3 separate regions of the Homo sapiens genome follow, and all the other regions are linked to region 1. Evidence: chromatin loops called from intact Hi-C (ENCODE). Cell type or tissue: PC-9. All regions are shown on one strand.

Region 1 (5,000 bases):
CCCCTCAGGTTCTCCCTGCTTTGCTGTAGGCAAATGTGTGACACTAAGTTACACTGAAACGTCAGAGAGACAATTAATAACTTTTGACACGTGTCCCATGCTATATTTGGAACATACATGAACTAAAAATTACCTATTGCTTATCTGAAACTGAAATTTTAACTGGTGTTCAGTTTTCTTAATTGTGAAATCTGAGGTTTCTACTTTGGGAGCCCTATAGTTTCAAACAGATTTTAATTGTGTGTGTGTATATATTGATACATTTAACACATAGTATGTCTCATTGTTTTGAGTTGGAAGGTGAGTCAGAAGCCAGCTAGATGGACATTGCTAGAAGAGGAATTCTCCTCTGTTTTGACAAAAGTTTTTTACTGGCTAGGGATTCCTAGAGGACTGGTCATACCTCTTTGCACTCTCGCCTTATACAAAAAGCACAGAATAAACACTGGCCAGATGGAAATGAACTAAGTGATGCCCTTTATACTAACGCGCATATCCATTTCACAATGCCATGGACCAATGTTCTCATCTCAGTTGTGACTTAACTCTCTCTCCCCAACGAGCGAGGGGCTGAATGATCACCTTAGTCTTCACCGGAAGAATTCTCCTGGGATGACTTCAAGGAGTGTAAGTCTATTTTATTTTCTAAATGTCCCAAGACTTGCAATTGTTGAGTATTGAATATTTTCTTAGTAAATGATCTTGTCGTGAACGGGCTAGCCTTCTTTTTTTGTTCTATCAAGAAGCAGGTCTATGCTGTCAGGCCCCCTTGCCATGATCCAATAGAGGCAGAAGTGTGGTTGCAAGCTAATAATCTATGCATGGTTCTACCCATTGTAGGATGATGGCTTGGGCAGCCCGGGCTATTTTATTGTTCTAAAGAAATAATAGGCTGAGGACACTTTACTGCCAAGAGAACAGAATGATCATCAGTAGCTTAACTGAGCTGAACATAAACGACCTTATTTAAATCTCTTAAAATCTGGAGAGGAAACAAATCTCTCCCTTGTTGAATGTTAAATGAAAACAAATTGTTAGATAACTTCTCTATGTTCATTTACCTTCCTTCTCCCATGCTGCCAAAATCAAAGAAAGAAAAAAAAAGTCTTATAATTTAAAAAAGGTCTCGATGAGTAAAATATTTAGCGTGATGGAAAACTCAAAGTAAGTTTTCTTAAAAATAAAATAAGACATTTTTGTTCTAAGAAGATTTGGAAGGTCCTGAAATACCCAGTAATTAAAATTACTCAGAGAGAATTACATAATCTAACAGATGCAATTTTTATATCTGTGCTTCATTAATCTAGTGTTCCTTGAGCACACACTACCACATTACCGTTTGCTGAGGACACATTTCAAGCTGTCAAAGATTAATTAGGTAAATCATCACTAGTATTTTAGGATAATAATTTGTTTTCTTTACACTCTTCTTAGGTAGCTAAATGATAATCTCCATTGGTCTTTTTCACAACACTCTGGGCTAAGTTTTTTTTTTATTTTTTAATGTAAGCCTAGTGCTCTGGAATAATTACCAGGACTTCTCAAGATGCCTGCTTTTCCTACAGCTGACTTGCAACAATTTATAGAAACTTACAAATAAGCTACATACCAGGGAAAGCTCTGTGCCCAACACACCAAAGCATCAAATAAGCTTAGTACCAGTGAGACTCTGAGCCCAATATACCAAAAAGTACCGAGTCTGGCTTCAAAAAGTGTAACATCTCAAATCAGTGCCTGGAGTATTGAAAGACATTGTTTTTTAATTTTGTGATTTTAAAAAACTTTTCCCCTGAATGCTAGGGAATTGATCTGAGAATCATCATCTCAATGCATTTCCTGAGGAATTCTTTGGGAGCAGGAATTTGTCAGACTTTAATGCAAATGGGCAGTGCCTGCAAGTTCTTGCCCCTTATTTATTATTCGCTTTAGTATAATGTCGATGTTCAGAGTGTGCTTTGGTAGGAATTTGGTGGCATTTCCTCCATGCCTCAGTGTGTTAGTCAAAGCCCCACGGCTTTTCAAACCACGTCAGATCCTCCACTTGCACGTCGTCTTGTGCAAAACCTGTTTCCCTCTTACTCAGTGGTTCAGCCTGTTCCCATTCTACAGCTCTTACAGCGAGTTCCAAAAACTAGTTTCTCAACGCAGATAGAATGGAAAAGAGCAGCAACAATAAAGATTTATCATTAAGGACTGTGATGGAAGTTTACTTCATCTCCACTTAAACAAACAAAATAGTAAACCAATTGATTTGGTAAATCAAGCCATTGATTCTTATCATCAAATAAATCTTTATTGTCTTAATTACCTAATATCACTTGTATCATTGTGAATTTGCAATTTTAGCTCTGCTGTATAGAACATGATACTGCTGCCAAAACGCTTTACACAGTAATTCAGTGAAAGAGCGTTCACAAAGCATGTTTTCAAAGTATTCTTTATGGATTCTTCTAAGAGTGAAATTCATGTTTATGGAATTATATGGTCTCTCATAAACTTTTCCCTCCTTCCTCTATTTATAGTGGACAAATTTTGCCAAGCCTGGGTCAAGAACTATGTCAAATATTCGAACGATGTTGCAGTGTTGAATTCCTCAACACAGACCAGCTCCTCGGCTTTGGTTTCGTAACGGTTGTGTCCTCATGAATTGAAGGTTTATGCTTCTATTTTGAACCAATCTGTTAGACTCATTAGCATTCTCGTTCACTTGCCCTACATAGCTGGAGCTGTTTCCCTCTTTAGGTGTGAGAGCAACAGCTGTGGAAAATATTCAAATTATACTGGTGACCTTGTTAACAAGGAACTTGCGAGCACATTTGCCTCCACTGGAACTGTAATTTATAAAAATATAATTTAGCCACAGAGCTAGTAAAATGGGTTAACAATTATTTTTATTGTGTAGGCCATTTCGTTGTTTCTTTCCATATTTGTTATTGAAATTACAGTAATAAGAACAAAGCATTTTACCATTCTCATTACATGCCACACAACCCGAGCAGTGATTTAAAGAAAAAAAAAATTGAGTGCAGGATGTGATGTTAGCAGGGAGCACCTCTGCGATGCTGACATCCTCCTGGCACTCTTTCTGACTCATTATCCAGTTCCCTGATTTATCTAGAAACCTTGCACCAAGTTAAAAATATTTTGGTTTAGATATAACTGATATTGTCTCCTTCTGGCTCAGAAACTTCCCACCAGTCCTTTTTTGCCTTTTGAAAAGCAGATGAACCCTGTGTGGCTTTGGAGGTTTCCTGCAATGTAGTTCCACCAGCTGGTGCAGCCATTGCCTCTGTACAAGAGCTCCTGGGCTCTGACAAACAGAGTGACTGCTGCTCCCCCTAGCACCAGCCTTTCCGGGCCATCTGGCCTCAGATACTGGCATTGCTCATCCTTGGGGATCTCTTCTCCTTCTAATGACCATCCCACTTGAAGGATCATCTGAAGGCCAACTCCTGCATTAAGAGTTTCCCCATGCCCTCCCACATAACTCCATCTGTGCCCCACTGAAGGCACATTCATTATGCACCTCATTTCATCTGAACTCTCTGGTAGTCCCTTTTTATACTTCTCTTGTGATTCAGGTTTCATAACTCTTGAGGGCAAAGACTCTTTTACTCATCTGTCCCTTTACTCTGTAAGCTAGGTCCACAATAAATGTTCATTAACTTAAATTCTAAAACTTCATTTTGTTGGATAAAGAATAACCACAGAATGGAGACAAAAAATCTCACTTGCAGAATATGGTATTTTCTCTGTTCACCAGAAGTGTATTGCTCCAAATGCACTGAGAGTGTTGGAGGTTAGGACTGACAACATTTTTCCAAAAGCACAGCACAGATGGGCTCAAAAAGCAAAATAGGAGACCAGCAATCTATTCACAGAGCACTTTCACCTTGGACTTCTTAGAACTCTTGACTGCCACCCACTGCTTTCCGTTGTTAAATTACCCTTTTCAGCTACAGTCATTCATTGCTTAATGTTGGGGACATGTTCTGGGAAATGTGCTATTAGGTGATTTTGTCATTGTGTGAACATCATAGAGTGTCCTTACACACATGTAGATGGCATAGCCTACTATACGCCTAGGCTGTATGATGTAGCCTGTGCCCCTAGGCTGCAAACCTGGATGGCATATGACTGTGCTGAATACTGTAGGCAATTGGAACACAATGGTATTGGTGTATCTAAACATACTAAACACGTAAAAGATACAGTAAAAATATGGTATTAGAATCTTATGGGACTACCATAGAATATGCGGTCCTTCATTGATGAATGGTCATTATGCAGCATATCAATTAGTCCATACCCTCTCTGTAAGGTAGGCATTTTGTCTTGTTGCCTCTACGTATCCCCTTCCCCTAGCAGAGTGTCTTGTCTATAGCAAGCCCCAGTAAATACTGTTGTTTTGCAATCCACATTGAGGAGGCCGAGCACAGCGCTTGGGTTTGCACCTGCCTGTATTTGCTTCTGCTTTGAGATTCACGTTTGGCCCGTCCCCTCCGTTCACCAGCCTGACCCTGCACTGGCTGCTCTTCCCAACGTGATGGATGCCCTGCCCTGACCAGGGGGTCCTCTTGCTTCATCCCTTTCATGGGCTGCATGCCATGAACCCAATGAGCTTCCTCACTAAAGCCTACTCTGATGCTGCTCTTGTCAGCTCCCCAAATGTAGCCTGGTCCCTGGCAGTACCAGTTGTCCCTACTTGACTACCTGGTGCAAAAGGAGCTACAGGAACTTATTGCTAAGTGATCAGACGATGCTACTACTTGTTGCTTTGAGGACTCAGCTTGAAAAACTACTTTTGTCTGAATTTCCTTTTTTTTTCCCCTAAATCTTTCTAGTGGTCTCAAAAGGTGTGAGTGTGAGGAATATTAATATACTTTTATGTATATGTTTTAAATTGCACAGATATTCGTGGGAAATAACTTTTTTTCAATAGGTTTTTGGGAAACAGGTGGTGTTTGGTTACATGAATAAGTTCTTTAGTGGTGATTTCT
Region 2 (5,000 bases), 85 kb after region 1:
TATTGGCAAACCGCTTCCAACGGAAAGACAGCCCAGTGCTTAAACACAGAAAATGAGAAATGAATAAAAAATTCCTCAACCTCACCAGTAAGGAAAAGAAACTCAAATTCTTACAACATTGAGATATCATTTTTTTTTCTTTTTGCCTAATAAAGGGTGCAACCCTTTTTTCTTTCTTTCTGTGTGTGTGTGTGTGTGTGTGTGTGTGTGTGTGTGTGGTTTTTGTTTGTGTGTTTAATAAAACTCCCCATTGCTGCTAGAATTTTTGGTAGATGAACAATCTCATTCACTCCTGGTAAAGTCTAAGAATTTCCAAAAAGTGATGTTCTGATTTGTAACAATAGATCTGAAATTATCCATGCCCCTTCATCGGGTAACTCCATTTCTAGGAATATATCCTAATAAATAATATGACTACCTATGAAGATTTATGGGCAATAATGTTTGTTCTAGCCACACGGAACTGTTAATATCAGAAATAGTCAACACCAAGAGAATGATTAAATAGTTTTGGCATATTGTTAAGATAAAATATTATGTAGTCACTAAAAATTAAAGTTCTGAATTATTTTCAATTATGTGGAAGGCTAGGTGAAAAAAAGGCAAGCTCTAACACTGTGTGGGCAGCCTGTTCACCCCCATGTAGATATAATTGCATATTGACTTTTCAAGCACAGGGAACAGCTACTCACATTCCCACAGCAACAAGGGCTGGGGGTACTTCCCACCCCCAGATAACTGAACAGTTGTTACGGCTAAGTTTACCTAACACATGTATTTTTGTTTCCTCTATTATATTTTATCCATATTTTCCAACTTTTCTCAAAGGCCATTTATCATTTACACCAAGAAGTCAATCCATAGGGTTTTCTAAAGAGGTATCTGTGATGAAGTGACTCAGGCCTATCCACAGCCCTCCTCTTCCTCCGTCTTATTTCTGTCCTTCTCTAAAGGGTGCCAGGGGACCCTCTAGCTTGGGCATCTCATTTTGTGGATGTGGGAGGTGTCTGTGGAGAAGACCCTCAGAGACGAGGGCCCTGTGTGTGTGGGGGAGAGTGGGGGGACTGTTTAAATGACAGTACAGGACCATGTATGGCCTAGAAGCATTTTCCCAAATTCTTCAACTGCATAGTTTTTTGAAGATTTAAGAACATGCAGGCACACACACACTGTTAAGGAGTAAGTTGTGTCCTTAGTTTTCAGGTGTTGAAGTCTGAACCTCCTGGGAAGGTGAGAACTGTGGTGATGAGGTCTTTCCAGAGTTAACTGAGTTAAAACAGGGTCATTAGCATGCGGTCTCGTCCAATCTGACGGTGTCTTTGTAAGAAGAGGAGATTGGGACACAGAGGGCGATGGTGTGAGGACGCTGGGAGAAGATGGCGTCTACCAGACAAGAAGAGAGACCTCAAGAGGAACCAACACCTTGTTCAGGACATCCAGCCCCAGGGAGTGTGAGAACCTGCATTCCCACTGTTGAGGCCGCCTGATCCACAGTGCTTGGTTGCCGCAGCCTTGGGAGATGCGTGCGCCAGGCTTCAAAGGCAGCTCGTCCCTCAGCACCTCTGCAAGACAGGGTCTAATGTCAACTGCTAAGGGGGTTTCCAGTTGCATCAACTCCATCCCTTCCTCCTTGGCCGTTACTGTGAATACACAGCCCTGAGCCTCTGGTCTAACCCTTGACATGAAGCGTGTGGCCTTCCTGTGAACGCCCCTGTGGTGAAAAGTGTGTTATCTCGGCATGACCTGTATTTCCCACATCCAGAGCCGAAGGAATGGGCATTAAAGTTCCAGCTCTCATGTCCTCTCTCTCCATGGTCCATTCCAGAGTCCACACCAAGGAATGTAGGGAACAGAGGCTAGGTTAGTGTAACTCGGCCTCCAGGGGCTGACGTGCCCTGGGTCAGCAACCGACCCTCACAACGATGCTCTGGACAGTGCTGAGGTTCTGCAGGTGCTCCGGCTTGATTTTCAGAGTGCTGTGTCAGGGGGAGACAGCAGAAAACACACTGTTTTCCTTAAAATCTCAAAGGACCGGTGGCCCCAGACACTCTGAGGCCACCAGGAGGCTTCATGCACGTCTCCAGGAGTGTGACATGTTTTCACGCCACATCTCCGTGCTCCAGCGGATTCATGAAGTTGGGAGCCCACTGCCGCCGCCTCTGGGGCTGCCTGGGGAGATGGGGCTGAAGAAAGTGACCTGCGCCTGGCCTGTGCCTGCTTGGAGGTTTCTAAGTGTAGACGAAGTGTCAGAGGAGTCCATGTGGGCTGAGCTCTGGTCTCCCAGGCACCAGCATCTCATTTCACTTACAGCACAATTCCAGGAAGCGCACGGGCACCACGAGGCCCGTTCCTCCTGCTGAGATCTCCCCTTGTATCAGCAAGTGTGACTCATGGCTTCCAGCTCTGACACAAAGCCTCTAATGAATGTCAGCTAACAAGAGGCAGAGTCATGGCTTTCTTTAAGTACATTCCAGAAAGTTCTGGCAAGTTTGAGAAAATTGTGATGCCACTAAGTCATTGGCTCTGACTGAGGCAGAGAACAAGCCAGTGAAGAGAGGCAGGGGTCGCGAGGCTGCGTGGCACCCGGGCCACACACGGGTTCCCGGAGGCGGCTGTCCTGCATGGTAACAAATCATTGGCTGCTTTCCACTCGGAAGGTCCACCAGGCAAACCTGGGGCCCTGATCTGACCTCCTCACTGGCTGAGATCACAGTGCCTGAATTCCCGTTCTGCAAAACCCGCGGTCCACAGCTGACGCTGGGAGAGAGGCTCCAGGATCTTGGGAATGGGGAGACGTTTTATGTAATCGGAGAGCAGAAATCTTCCTCCTGTGTTTGCATTAACTGATAATGCCTGGAGGGTTTTGTAATTCGAGTATGATTTGGTTGTTAAAAAGAAAACATCCATTTTATTATGTGTGTCGCCCAAATTCAAATCTCTGTCTTCTTTTCTAAAGAGAAAATATGCTAAAAAATGATGCCATTTCTCTTACAATACAGTGTTGTTTAGTCAGGAGCCACTTCTGTGAAGATCCAATGATGTAATCGACAAATATTTACTTAAGGACTAAATGAACATACATGGAAAATACCATATCTTTGATGTATAATAATAAAAGTGAAAAACAATGTCTTTGCTCTGGCGTTATTGGATAATGATGACAACAACATTGTTACACTTTGCAGTTACGGGCAATGTCTGCCCACTTCACAGGGTTTGTTTTTGCCTCTGGAGTGAGATCATGGGATTGAGATGCAGACAGCTCTGAAGTCGGGTTAGAGCAGCTTAGGAACAGGATGAAACTTCGGATAGGCCTCAAAACAGGGTCCCCATGCAATGAATGATGCATCGCATGAGACACACAGACACACAGACAGCAGCAACAGACAGGCTGGACCCCTAACAAACAGCAGACACACAAAACCAACGCCACCCGTGCCCGTGCAGAGGCTGCTGCTGCTGCTGCTGCCGCTGCCGCCCTTTAGGGTTTGTGGTCCCTGGTTCTGTCATCTGCCCTGCCACACCCCAGCTGAGTGGTTGGGGAAACTGGCAGCCTCACCTGTGCCTCAGTTTCCTCATCTGTCATGGGGTGGGAACCATCCTACCTCTCAGGGGTATTTATGAGCCAACCATATACGTAAAGGGCTAAATGGTGGCTGGCGTTTAGGAAGGCCTCAATTAGCTATAGAGGGAATGTATAGAAACAGAATTTAAGGCGCCCTGAGGTCAAATGGTGAAGGATGGGAACTGTGATGGGAGGCCACCTGTCCTAGTGTGGAGCATGTGGAAATAGGTAATTCAGTCAATGGCAGGGGCAGGTGTCTGCTGTTAATGGAAACCAAATAAGCATCTGGTCCGTTTCGTGCCCAGCATGGTGCCAGGCACTGGGAGGATACCAGAGCTTTGGAACGATGCTTCCTTTACAACATTCCAAGGCTGAAGTCAGGAGGACCAGATCTCTTTTAAATGATGTCATGCAAATACAGTAGAAATGCAGGAAAGGGCTTCCTGCAGAGGTCAAATTTTAATGAGGTATTAAAATATAGATAAAATATTGTGAAGAAAAGTAATTTGAATAGGCATAAGATCAGAAATTAAAATAATGGACCTAGACAGCACAGGGAATTAAATTATGGAAATGCCTAAGAGGCGTCAATCCCAAAATTGAGGCTCAAGTTAAATAATTTGGTCTTAGAAAAACATAAAGTTCAAAATATTGTACTGAACTTACACAAAAGCAGAATTTTTCATAGTATCTTAATTTCTTTTTTCGAACTCTATTTTGTCCCTAAATAGATAACTGACACAAATGTGCTGCTTCTCTTTTTGACTAAGAGTGGACTATTTTTAAGCCAAGATAATTCAGTTTCGAACTTTCAAAGTGTAAATTTGAAATTATCTTGGTAGTAACTCCAAAAAGCACATTAAATTATACACCGGCAACTACAGGCAGATTAAGGGTAGGCATTTCAGACTCGAAATACTGCTCTTGTTTTTTGTTGTTATGGCTTCATTGTTAGGGGACTATACAGGTTTTATATTTTATTTTCTTTATGGAAAGGTTTTTGGTTCAAAGGAGTTTTGCGTTTTCAACAGAAGTCATTTCATTTATCCTTACAGCTATCTCTGGAGGGTCTTGAAGAAAGAAGAAATTCTGTATTATCCAAACAGATGGTTATGAGGATCTACTTTCAACCTTCCACGTTATGTGCTGTGAATCAAGTCTTCACCCTACCATTTATCCATTGTCTCCAAGAGCTTTTGATATATCAGGAAATAGGGAAGCCCTACATATGGAAAAGTGTAAGGATTGTAGTGGTGAGATGTGTGTTCCAGACTCTCTGGATTCAAATCCCAGCTCTGCTACTCATAAGTAAGTGACTTAATTGCATTCACTTTCTCATTGGTAACATCGGGACAATAATAGGTCCTTACTGCCAGGGCTGCTATGAGGATTATAAGCAACACGCAAAAGGCATTTGGAACTAGACCCTGCTTGT
Region 3 (5,000 bases), 370 kb after region 1:
TGTTCTGTAGATGTGGGAATCTGCGCTCTTCCTGCAGTGGGTGCTGAGCTGTAGATGTGGGAATCTGCGCTGTTCCTGCAGTGGGTGCTGCACTGTAGATGTGGGAATCTGCGCTCTTCCTGCAGTGGGTGCTGCACTGTAGATGTGGGAAACTGTGCTGTTCCTGCAGTGGGTGCTGTGCTGTAGATGTGGGAATCTGCACTGTTCCTGCAGTGGGTGGTGTGCTGTAGATGCCTTCTTCCCTGGAAAGTGTGGTGTGAACTGCAGGTGCTGATGGCCCATGGACAGAGGGACCAGACTCCATTATCTGAAAATCTCTAAAAGAAGGAAAAAAATGTTTACATTCCCAAACTTCAGAAACCATTTTGGTTGGTGGCATCATTTCTCAGTCGATTTTGTATCCGGCAGAACCAGATTGAAGTTCATCCCAGCTCTCAGCCAGATCCTCCTGCTTCAGATTAAGCGGAGCTGGGAAAGGACGATCCATGTCCAGCCCTCCCCAGGAGAGCAGTGTCACCATCATTTCGAAGAGCCTCCATGTCTCTCATGGTTTGAGGTTTGGAAACGAGAACCACAGAAGCCTGCAGTCGCTGCCTGACAGGGCGTGGGAGACCACAGCCAAATCTCAGAGGAGTTTCTGGAGGGAAGACTCATTCTGAAGAATAAGAGAGAGAAGACCCAAGAACCGTGTCTTCTGAGGAGATGAGAGAGGAGATCATGAGCACCAGGTGGTTGTCGAAGCTTTAGGAGGTTTGAAGAGAAAGGGTGCTTGGATGGGGAACTACTATGGGATATTAGGATTATTTTCCTTTCATGTTCTTCCTATTCACATTCACTCACAAAGGCCAGAACCAGAGGGCTAAGAGAGTGACAGCAAACTGGCTAACTGCTTGCCTGCCCTCCGGTTGCTCAGGTGAGCTATGGTGTCCTGCTTCCTGACTGTGAGATCATTTATACCGTTCAGAAAACCTGGGAGTCCTGTAGGGATGGGGTGGTACAAGAGCTGGGACTTATCACCAGAAACCTCCAAACAAGCCCAGCTCCATCTCTGTGTGCTCTTGGCCATGCCCCAACAGTGCTGAGCAACTGTTTCCTCATTTATTATTATTATTATTATTTGTTTTTTGAGACGGAGTTTTCGCTCTCGTCACCCAGGCTGGAGTGCAGTAGCACAATCTCGGCTCACTGCAATCTCCGCCTCCTGGGTTCAACTGATTCTCCTGCCTCAGCCTCCCAAGTAGCTGGAACTACAGGCACGTGCCACCACGTCCAGCTAACTTTTGTATTTTTAGTAGAGATAGGGTTTTGCCATGTTGGCCAGGCTGGTCTCAAACTCCTGACCTCAGGTGATCCACCTGCCTCGGCCTCCCAAAGTGCTGGGATCACAGGAGTGAGCCACTGTGTCCAGCTCATTTCCTCATTTATAAACGGGGGTGTCTGCCTGCTCTTCTCATAGGATTTTTGTGAGAATCAAATAAGGCAAAAACACTTAGTAAATTTTGCAGCTCTGCGGAAAGTATGGACTTAACACGAAGCTCTGTGATTATTATTTCTTAGACACATATGTTCACAAATGCTGGTCGATACTGTCTTCCTTGTGTCTGTTGCCTCCGTGTGTGATGTTTGAGCCTTTAGCCACGAGAGGAAAATGAGTAAGACCAGAGATTTGTGGACAAGCCCATCACCCTGGGGGGCACACCAGGCTCCAGCCAAAGGTGGGATAAAAGCCCTTTGCAAAAATGATGATGATGACAATAAGGTGTCTAAGTCACAAAGCATGACTGCACTTTCCTCTTCACTGTGAGGACCAAATATTCATTTTATACATGGCTATGTTCCATGTGTAACTATATATATAGCAAAACATGTTTGACAGTAAGGTTACTATATCCAAAAGACTCCTAGCCTCACACCTATTCAGCTATGGACTCCTGTGATCAAACGTTTGCAGCAAGAAATGTTCTTAAATCTGTAACGTTAAAATAGTTGCTTGAGTAACTTCAGAGGCTCAACTAATCATTCAATTGCTATCGATCACCCTACTAGCTCCAATACTTACACCTGGTGCAGACTGGCCCTTGGAAGAAGCTCTTAACTGAAAATAGCAATGAAGAGACACAACTCAATTGCACTTTCTAACTAGATTTCTATAAAAACCATTTAACTAGTAACTAAACATCACTGTGTAGTTTTAGAAAATTCAATCTAGCCAGCGAACGCAAGTAGTTTTACAGGCTTAGGAAACCAAGTGCTGCTTTGCCTCTCAGAACGGCTTGTTTTTGTCATTTATATTGCTGTGGTTTTAATATCAAATTACTTGATTTTTGAATGTCACAATACTCTCTGGTTTTTATATGAATAAAAGTAATGAAAGAGAAATCTATTAAATCAGATCTCACCTTACAAAATATTTGTATTTCCGAGAAGTTTCAGGTCAAACATGTTCTACTTTAAACAAACTGGGCCAGATTTACTGTTCCAGGGAATTTGCATTGAATCATTCAAATAAACAGTCATTACCCACTTCTCATTTATTCCCTATGAAACGGTGTCCTTTAACAATTTTTAAATTGCAGTCACAAGCCTTATTTTGTCCTTTTTTGGTAAAGTATTTTGCTCCAGGGTTTTTCTATACAGAGAGAGAAAACAAGTTGAATTAGAGAATTGTGTAAGAAAACATTCCTCTTGCTGAAGCTTAATTTTTAAACACTGAGTCTGTGGGAAGTGAAAACTGTTTTATCTGAGCAACTGTGAAAGCACAATAATCTTAAACTGAAATTTGGGCTGGAGCATCTCGGAGATGGAGGACCACACCTACCTCATCATTTCTTCCAGGACTCTCCTTGGTTTCTACGAAAATGACCAGACATCCATGCTGATGACAGAGCAGAAACCACAGCAAAGTGAGCTGAGTCACCGACTCCATTAACTACTCTCCAGATTGTTACTTACTCACAGGGAAAAAAAAAAAAATCAGGGAGAACAAATCTTTGCAAACTGCCCTAATCCCAGGCTTGTGTCAAGCAAATATATTGTGGAATGAGTTCTTTCTTAAAGTAAGAATAGATTTACAGCACATGATTGGGGTGAAATACTGAAAAAATACAATTTAACCTCATAAAGGGAAAGCAGTAAAAAGCTTAGAGGTCTTCATTCACCAACGCAGCAGCTCAGAGGCATGAAACCTAATAGAGGAAATTGAATCTAATATTCACTTTCTCCCGTGCCTGACTTCCTTCTAGCCTCTGTATTATTCATTCCATCTTTTTAAGAATGGAAACAGCACAGGCCTGTATGTTTCCTGCTAGGAAAATGCTTACTGGACGGATACAAATGTTGGCTCTGTTTTACTACTAAAAACACTACTTATATTAAAAATATTTTTTAAAATACAGAAAAGGAAGGAAGAAAGAATGGGAGGGAGAGAGGGAGGAATGGGAGGAAGGAAGGAATGTATTTGATGGAAAAAAATCTCATTTTCCCACTTGACATTTTAAAAGGTGATTCAAATAAATATAAATCTTAATAAATATTTTTAATTTTTTTTTTTTACAAAATCTGTGACTCAATTTCTTCTTCTTCTTCTTTTTTTTTTTTTTTTCCAGTTGGAGTCTCACTCTGTAGCCCAAGCTGCAGTGCAGTGGTGCGATCTTGGCTCACTGCAACTTTCACCTCTGGGGCTCAAGCGACTTTCCTGCCTCAGCCTCCCAAGTAGCTGAGACTACAGGTGCATGCCACCACACCCAGTTCATTGTTTTGTATTTTTAGTAGAGACGGGATTTCATCATGTTACCCTGGGTGGTCTGGAACTACTGAGCTCAGGCGATCCACCCACCTCAGCCTCCCAAAGTACTGTGATTACAGGTGTGAGCCACCACACCCGGCCTCTTCTTATTTTTACAGGAAAAAAAAATCCAGATGTGGGAGCCTCTGTCTATGTTGCTTGGAATATATTGCAGTACAGTAGTGGCTATGATAGCCTTTTAATAGATTTTTACACCATGATCGAGCCCGTACACACACACGGAAAAGTTTAGGAGACCATGCATCATTATGTGCATTGCATTGAAATATTTTTTTTTCCAGTTCCTTCCTTCTTTTCTTCTTCCTCAGTGCTTGCTTGTAGAGGCTCAGTACATTAATTTCATGAGCCAAATGGGTCCTAATCCAAAATTTGAAAAACCCTGCTAAGAGAATGACGCTGCAGCTACTGTAGCCTATTAACCAGCAAGAAGGTCCTGGGCCCCTGACATGACGGTCTGGTGTAATCTTGACTGGACCAGGAATACTTAGTTCATGTGGGGAAGGGACAGGAAATGAAAGCTTTGGTAACTTCAGAAGCTCAACCCATCATTGAATTGCTACTGACCCAGGAATGGATCTTTATTGAGGTTGTCAGTTGGTCGCTAGACTCCCTGGAAAGGCTCAAGGTAGAAATGAACTGTTTCAAACCAAGCAAGGCTGAAAAATAGGCCTTTAAAATCCAGACAACATGGGTCCTGAGACAGCTAGTGTCTGCGTGGCTTTTCCCGGCCCCCATGTCCACCCTATCTGATGTTGACAATCCCGCAGTTTCACTGCCACCGTCATCGACAAATCTTTGCCTTGTTTGCATGAAGTTTGGAAATTAGTCCTTATTTTACTTCAGAAAAACCACATCAGCGCATGGAGATGGTTCGTCTTGCACTGAGGCTCTCACGAGCCTTACTGCCTGCGAAGACTCTGACTCCAGAAGCGGTTCTCCATCCGTAATGGAAAGTCGACATAGAGGCCAGGGGAGGCGAGGCAGGGCTGGAGCCATGGACCTCACCTTTGAGGACCAAGAATGTCTTTCAGTGAGGAGAGGGGCCCACTCACACAGCCTGCCTGCCAAATCGCAGAACTCTGTAGGACACAGGTGTGAACATGAGAGTACTTTTCTAAACTCTTGACTGCTGTGCTCCCCCTTTTGATCAAGAGTCAAAAGAAAAACAATTTGCTATGTTTTGCATCTTCTATGA

The links. Hi-C counts contacts between places; a loop is a spot of excess contacts. Peaks named below come from ENCODE experiments on the same cell type or tissue, not always from the same donor. Only the 100,000 strongest peaks of a DNase experiment are listed, where the experiment ranks them.
Region 2: a loop joins it to region 1, with 7 times the contacts of the local background. A loop is called at or near these places in 5 of 110 quality-filtered maps.
Region 3: it touches region 1 in a loop (5-fold over the local background); 4 of 110 quality-filtered maps call a loop at or near these places.

The regions. Positions count from the first base shown.
Region 1 is chr10:3,621,591-3,626,590 of GRCh38, reverse strand. All of the region lies in intron 1 of LOC105376360 (a long non-coding RNA gene), which reads right to left. Among named protein-coding and RNA genes, the nearest start is that of LINC02669, 120 kb to the right of the region's middle. In PC-9, no CTCF peak of the experiment used is centred here; DNase peaks (open chromatin) are centred at 390, 2,020, 2,630 and 3,150; H3K4me3 peaks cover 3,114 bases; H3K27ac peaks cover 4,219 bases.
Region 2 is chr10:3,536,652-3,541,651 of GRCh38, reverse strand. All of the region lies in intron 1 of LOC105376360 (a long non-coding RNA gene), which reads right to left. Among named protein-coding and RNA genes, the nearest start is that of LINC02669, 36 kb to the right of the region's middle. In PC-9, no CTCF peak of the experiment used is centred here; no DNase peak of the experiment used is centred here; H3K27ac peaks cover 212 bases.
Region 3 is chr10:3,246,960-3,251,959 of GRCh38, reverse strand. All of the region lies in intron 2 of LINC02668 (long intergenic non-protein coding RNA 2668), which reads left to right. LOC105376353 (mucin-5AC-like) reads right to left here and starts at 2,946. Exons shown (of 3, transcript NR_164119.1): 1 at 2,819-2,946; 2 at 2,400-2,629; 3 at 1-317. RefSeq lists an enhancer at 2,021-3,220. In PC-9, no CTCF peak of the experiment used is centred here; DNase peaks (open chromatin) are centred at 2,439 and 2,869; H3K4me3 peaks cover 346 bases; H3K27ac peaks cover 2,239 bases.